2 separate regions of the Mus musculus genome follow, and region 1 is linked to region 2. A link is a contact called in ENCODE Hi-C or POLR2A ChIA-PET data. All regions are on one chromosome and are shown on one strand. The core of a region is the stretch at or near the end of the contact, and the rest is flanking DNA. Distances in the headings are between cores, read along the strand shown. Region 1 has its middle 82 kb from the start of Gm41423. Region 2 has its middle 30 kb from the start of Gm41423.

Evidence for each region. A loop is a pair of places that touch in the nucleus more often than their neighbours do. ChIA-PET counts read pairs that join two places held with the same protein, here RNA polymerase II (POLR2A).
Region 1: a loop to region 2 is called in a map of heart, with 2.0 times the contacts of the local background. The contact joins two enhancer-like sites. A Hi-C loop is called at or near these places in 1 of 37 maps with a recorded cell type or tissue (heart). POLR2A ChIA-PET finds 5 or more read pairs at or near these places in 1 of 5 experiments (Patski).

Annotation. Positions count from the first base shown.
Region 1 is chr16:15,194,412-15,197,111 of GRCm38, reverse strand. No RefSeq gene overlaps it. Among named protein-coding and RNA genes, the nearest start is that of Gm41423, 82 kb to the right of the region's middle. RefSeq lists an enhancer at 996-2,699. Within about 2 kb of position 1,432, at least 1 of the 3 ENCODE cell types and tissues checked has a DNase peak (open chromatin) inside an H3K27ac peak, as active enhancers do.
Region 2 is chr16:15,083,260-15,085,959 of GRCm38, reverse strand. It overlaps the pseudogene Gm46561. Among named protein-coding and RNA genes, the nearest start is that of Gm41423, 30 kb to the left of the region's middle. RefSeq lists an enhancer at 252-1,368. Within about 2 kb of position 1,398, at least 2 of the 3 ENCODE cell types and tissues checked have a DNase peak (open chromatin) inside an H3K27ac peak, as active enhancers do.

The DNA.
Region 1 (2,700 bases), core at 183-2,682, 110 kb before region 2:
TTCTCACAACAAACCATGTACACATCACACACAAGGACACATAGTTCAGTGGCAGGCTGAAGACATGGGAGGTTTGAGTTAAGGACATGCTCCATCTGGTTGACATCCTCATCCTGTCTCCTGCACCAGAGTCCAAACTTGGCCCTGCATTTTAAAGGATATCTGGTTTAAGTAGTAGCTCTGTCTCAATACTAACAATCATCAAATATTACTTGGGCATTTGCTCATGGGTCTGGCTGGCTGGGTGAACCTGCAGGGAGAGGGGACCATGTAGGGAGCTTCATGTCACCATGTTGATTGACACTCAGCTTCTGTTGATGTTCTATCCCTATTACCAATAACTCCTCTGATTCATGAGAACAGATGTCCCTTCCTGTTCTACCTGGTGCCCTCTCAGATCACCAGCAGCATCCCTGGTGGCCTTGAAAATCTAGACCACAGCTTCTGCATTTGCCTAGTGAAGGTGGGTTTGTGGGCAGGGCCTGATGTTAGACTTCCCCAGTAAAGGATATGGTGGGCTCACCCACATTTTCATAACAAACCAAACTTATAAAGGCCAGGTTCAGCCAGTACAGTTGTTATTAGACGCGTTCTCACGACCGGCCAGGAAGAACACCACAGACCAGAATCTTCTGCGGCAAAACTTTATTGCTTACATCTTCAGGAGCAAGAGTGCAAGAAGCAAGAGAGCAAGAAGCAAGAGAGCAAGAAGCAAGAGCGAGAGAAGCAAGAGAGAGAGAAAACGAAACCCCGTCCCTCTTAAGGAGCATTCTCCTTCGCCTCGGACGTGTCACTCCCTGATTGGCTGCAGCCCATCGGCCGAGTTGACGTCACGGGGAAGGCAGAGCACAAGTAGTCATAAGATACCCTTGGCACATGCGCAGATTATTTGTTTACCACTTAGAACACAGCTGTCAGCGCCATCTTGTAACGGCGAATGTGGGCGCGGCTCCCAACATACAGTGGCCAGCCAAAGGCTGCTGGGGAATGCCTTCCACCCTAAACCAGCTAATTTGTGTCTGTCCTGAACACACAGCTCACCAAACAGTGCCAGGTCTGGCTGTCTTTGAAAGAAGACTTTCTTTCCATTTTGGCAAACTGTCTCTTGAAAGACACTTCATTCTTTTTATTGGATGGCTAATATTTTCACAAGTAACACATTCACTTTCTAAAGAAATCCTCTACCCTGTTCTTCCGGCATCCATCTCCCACCAGAATTTCTCTTATCTGCCCTTCTGTCCAGGGGGCTCTGGTGTTAACTCTTAAAATGTCAGACTGAATTCTCTAGAGAAGCCTGGTGGTTTGGGACTTGACTGAAGACCAGAAACAAAGAGCAACTGAACTGAAGCAAAACCATCAGGGCCACAGCATGGAAAGCTAGAAGCAAGCTTCCCAAGCTGCAGCATGTGTGCTGCCAGCCAGCCGGCGCCTCAGCGGCCTGGCTTGGCAGCCTCTTACTCAAACTCTGTTTTCCTTGGGGGTAGGTGGAGGAGGTGGAGGGAACCAGGAAGGAGGAGGGCAGCACTGAGGGATGTAGTTGCCCTTTGCCTCATGATTTATACTTGGTCAGAGTAGCCCTGTTCCGCTTGCTTTAGGCTGGAATGTGTCTTGGACATGTTGTTTCAATATGAGACAATCAGCTGGGCCCTCTGTGGAATGTCCCTGGAGACTGGAAACGACCTCCCAACAGGGTCATTTGTTCAGCAGAATTTAAAGCCACATTCTCCAACATCTGCATTCTATTAATACCTTCAGAATAATTCCTTCCTTCAGCCTTGGGAAATCAGAGGATGTTCTGAGGGACACTTAGCATTGAGTCCTTTTGATTTTGCTGCCTCCTAGAAAGATCCTAACCCCTTCCTCTGCTGTAGTGCAAGTGGATCTTCACTTTCCCAGAGTGAAATCCTGGATGGGCAAAATGTATGGCTGGACTTGTGTTAATGTACAAAATAGAGATGAAACAGAAGAGCTTGGCAGACATTCCTGGGTATGTGCTGAAAGCCAGGGAGGGGACAAGTACCTTCTGTGAAGGCCCCTTTCCAAGTCTTTGTGGGAGCCTGGCCAGAGCTGGATCCTCGTCATATCCTCCCAGGAGAGAAGGTTCTTAAAGGGAGGGAAGACAGAGAGTGAAGGAAGAGAAAATGGTTTCAAGGCAGCAGTACAATAAAGCCAGAGATAATTTCTTTAAGGTTCAAGTACACTTACTAGCTAGATGGAGTAGAAATGCAGCTCAGAGCTTCAGTAATATCCACTTAGTGGGAAAAGGTATGACTTGGACATGCAGCTGTGACCTTGGATGAGGCTGGTCCTGAGTCCTAGGCCTTGTAAGAAGACACTGGGGACATATTGAGTGTGGAGGATCTTTTAGTATGGAAGGGAATGTGATCAAAACTCTGATGCTAAGAAGGTATGGTTAATCTAAGAACATTTAATGAGTGCCTCCCCATTGTACACATGCAGCCAGACACTTCGTCAACTACTCTGAAGGAAGGAGAATCAGGGCCAATGTTGAGGACATCATTTCTGAGCACTACTCTTTTTTCTGAGAACCTGGAAGGTGCAGCTGCTGAGGCTCACCAGGCAGGGGCTATCCCATTATTACCTGTCATTATCCAAATCTTTGTCACCGTATTATCATTTAATAACCCTGAGCCTAAAAAACTAAATGCACTCAAACTGATCAGAAACACAACTCTGCCC
Region 2 (2,700 bases), core at 149-2,648:
AACAAAAATCAATCATGAAACATCAAAATTACTGTAAAACTAAAAACACTTCGAGCAAGCATGGCACAGACAGACTGCTTGAGCTAGGGGGTGGTTGGTAGAAGTCTAGGGTTGTAAAAAAAATGGTTCCTGTCTTCTTTTTATTACGACTCAGCTAGTAACAACTGTGTAGGCGGCAGGAGATCAGAAATAAATGTCTGACTTGGATTTTGCACAACTGGGTTCTGCTCCAAAGCGCACTGCCTGCCCACTGACCCAGCTCAAGTTTTATAGGGACAGCAAATAGGTATAGTTTGGGAAATCTCAGCCCCTCCTCCTGAAGGTCCGCACCCTGGAACTGGCTGGTTTGCAGGTTGCTCCTGATTAGAAAGCCGCCAGCTGTTCTGCTTCCCAATTCAATTCCGAGAACACCACAAAAACTTCATCTAGTTTCTTCTCTTTCCCCCCCCCCCGGGGCGATTTCTTCTTTGATTTCTTCTCCTCCCTCCTCTTTCTCTTTCTCTTGTTTTTACAGTCTCCTGGTAATGACTAATTGGCGGTGTTTCCCAACTTTTTTATGTTTCTCTTGCTCTTGTTACAAGCGGTACTAACCCCGTGATATCCACAGGGACCTATAGACAGCCAACATTTCCAAATGATATACAGCGTTCTCCTTTCTTTCAAAGTGTAAAACATTTACAAGGAAATGTACAAATGTATTAGGCACATTTCCCGGGTCGGTCATTAGCGCGCCTCTCTGAGCCGGGGTGCGCTGCCCTTCCCCCTCGCCCCTGTTTCCCCCCTTTCCCCGCCACGGTCCCCTCTGGATCGCGCGTTTCCGCGTGCCAGCGGGGCGGCCCGCGAGACCGCAATTGCTCTGGCCGGGATTGACGAGCCTCGGATGCCCATTTACTGCGCGAGGCAGCCACTCTGGAGCCGCGGCACATCTGGATGGAGTCAGCCGCCGAGCGCCAGGGGCCAGCGCAGCGCGGCGGCGAGCGCGAGGGAGGCCGGCTCCCGGGCCGCCTCCGCGCTGCCCCGGTGCGCCCAGGCTGGATTTCCTGATGTAAACAGATTGGCCCTGCTGGAAAATAACCGCTCTGCTCCCCATGTCACTGAGCGTGCTTTATCTGCTCAGGGTCAGCACTGTGACTTAGAAAAACAGAAGCTTTGCTTTAGATTTAAACAGCTCCAAAGCCACAGCTCATCTCTGCTGGGCCGGGAAGGGGAGGCTTGGCAACCCAGCTCCTGCCTTTGTGTTTACTTGTTCCAGTTTCTGGTAATTTGGGAGCTAATTTTATTATCTACAGTAGAATTGGAAACAAGATGCTTTTGCAGTTCACGACGCTAAGGGCATGTGTGAATCTCTGTGTAGAAGGTTGGACGTGTCTATTCAGCTGTGGTCCCCAAGCTCTGTGCCCTGGCCCTCCGCTGGTTGTCTCCTGGGGCACAGGGCTTCCTAGGGCGTGGCTGGCCATGGTTTAGGGTTCACCCTGGTTTACCAGAGCTGGGGATCCAATCCTGAGAATGTGAGCCCTTAAAGCCTTTCCCTACAGAACCTCATGAAAGTAGAAATCAGCCAATTGTAAAACCGTGACAAAGACGTTTTGACATGGCCAGTGGAGAGGGAAAATTCAAAATGATGGCAGAGCCTGGACTGTCATCGCCGATAATTAAAATGAAATGTAGATAGATATGTTTCCAGTTCAACAGCAAGCAATTCTAACAGCCATGTCTAGAAACTTCTACTGACAGAATCATCCTGGGATACTGACAGAGCTTCCCTAACAAGCAAGGACTGGTTTTGCAGACTTTAAAAAGAAACTCCGGGGGGAGGGGGGGCAATGTGTGCACCTCTGAGGGCCTAGTTGCTCAGATAGAGGTGGGGTGTAAGCTGTTTTGGAAGGCCCTGGGGGCTGGAAGAGGAAGAGTTACAGCTTCCTGTGACGTCCTGTGACGTGCTAGGGTGTTCTGAGTCCTGTTCTGGGTTTCAGGGACACTGCATCAGAGTATTAACTTTGTATTAACTAAAGGCCCAGTCACAGTGGGCTGCTACTCAACTTTGAATGGGTTCATAGAATTTGTGTCTTTTTCCCCCTCACAGGCTGTATTTTGATGAAATTACTCCAAATTGGGTGAACAATGATGGAAAGAATGTGGATCTGAATGGGCAAATTTGCTGTTAGCTGATTTTGATATGGAGACGAGGTTCAGATTGGTGGCAATGAGGTTGGTTAGAGCAATATCTCTTTCCTTAGAGCAAATAGAGGCCTGGCCTTATACATTTTGACGTGAAGAAGAGTAGGAATATCCAATGACTCGGCTGGCCTAGTTTCCTGAGAAGGAACTCACTGGAGAATTGTTTCAAAATAGTTGTTCCAGCATGATTTTAAGTTTAAGGATTTGTGAGTGTAAGCATTTTCGGTTTCCTTTTACTGCCTTATAGTGGTAACAAGCTCAGCAAGCCTTCACTATCATTAGCAATATGTCACCATTACCATTCTTTGTAATTTTGCCAGCTTTCAGTTTTTACGTTTTTTGTAGAATTTTGTTTCATTTGTTTTTCTTTCCTGAAAACAGTTAAAATATTTTCAACTTCGCTGACTTCTGCACTTACATTATTTCTTTCGTGTTTCTTTAAATTTATTTTGCTCTTATCCTTAGTTTCTTGAGGGAGGAATTTGAAACTTTTGTTATTTCTAAGATTTTAGTACAATATAT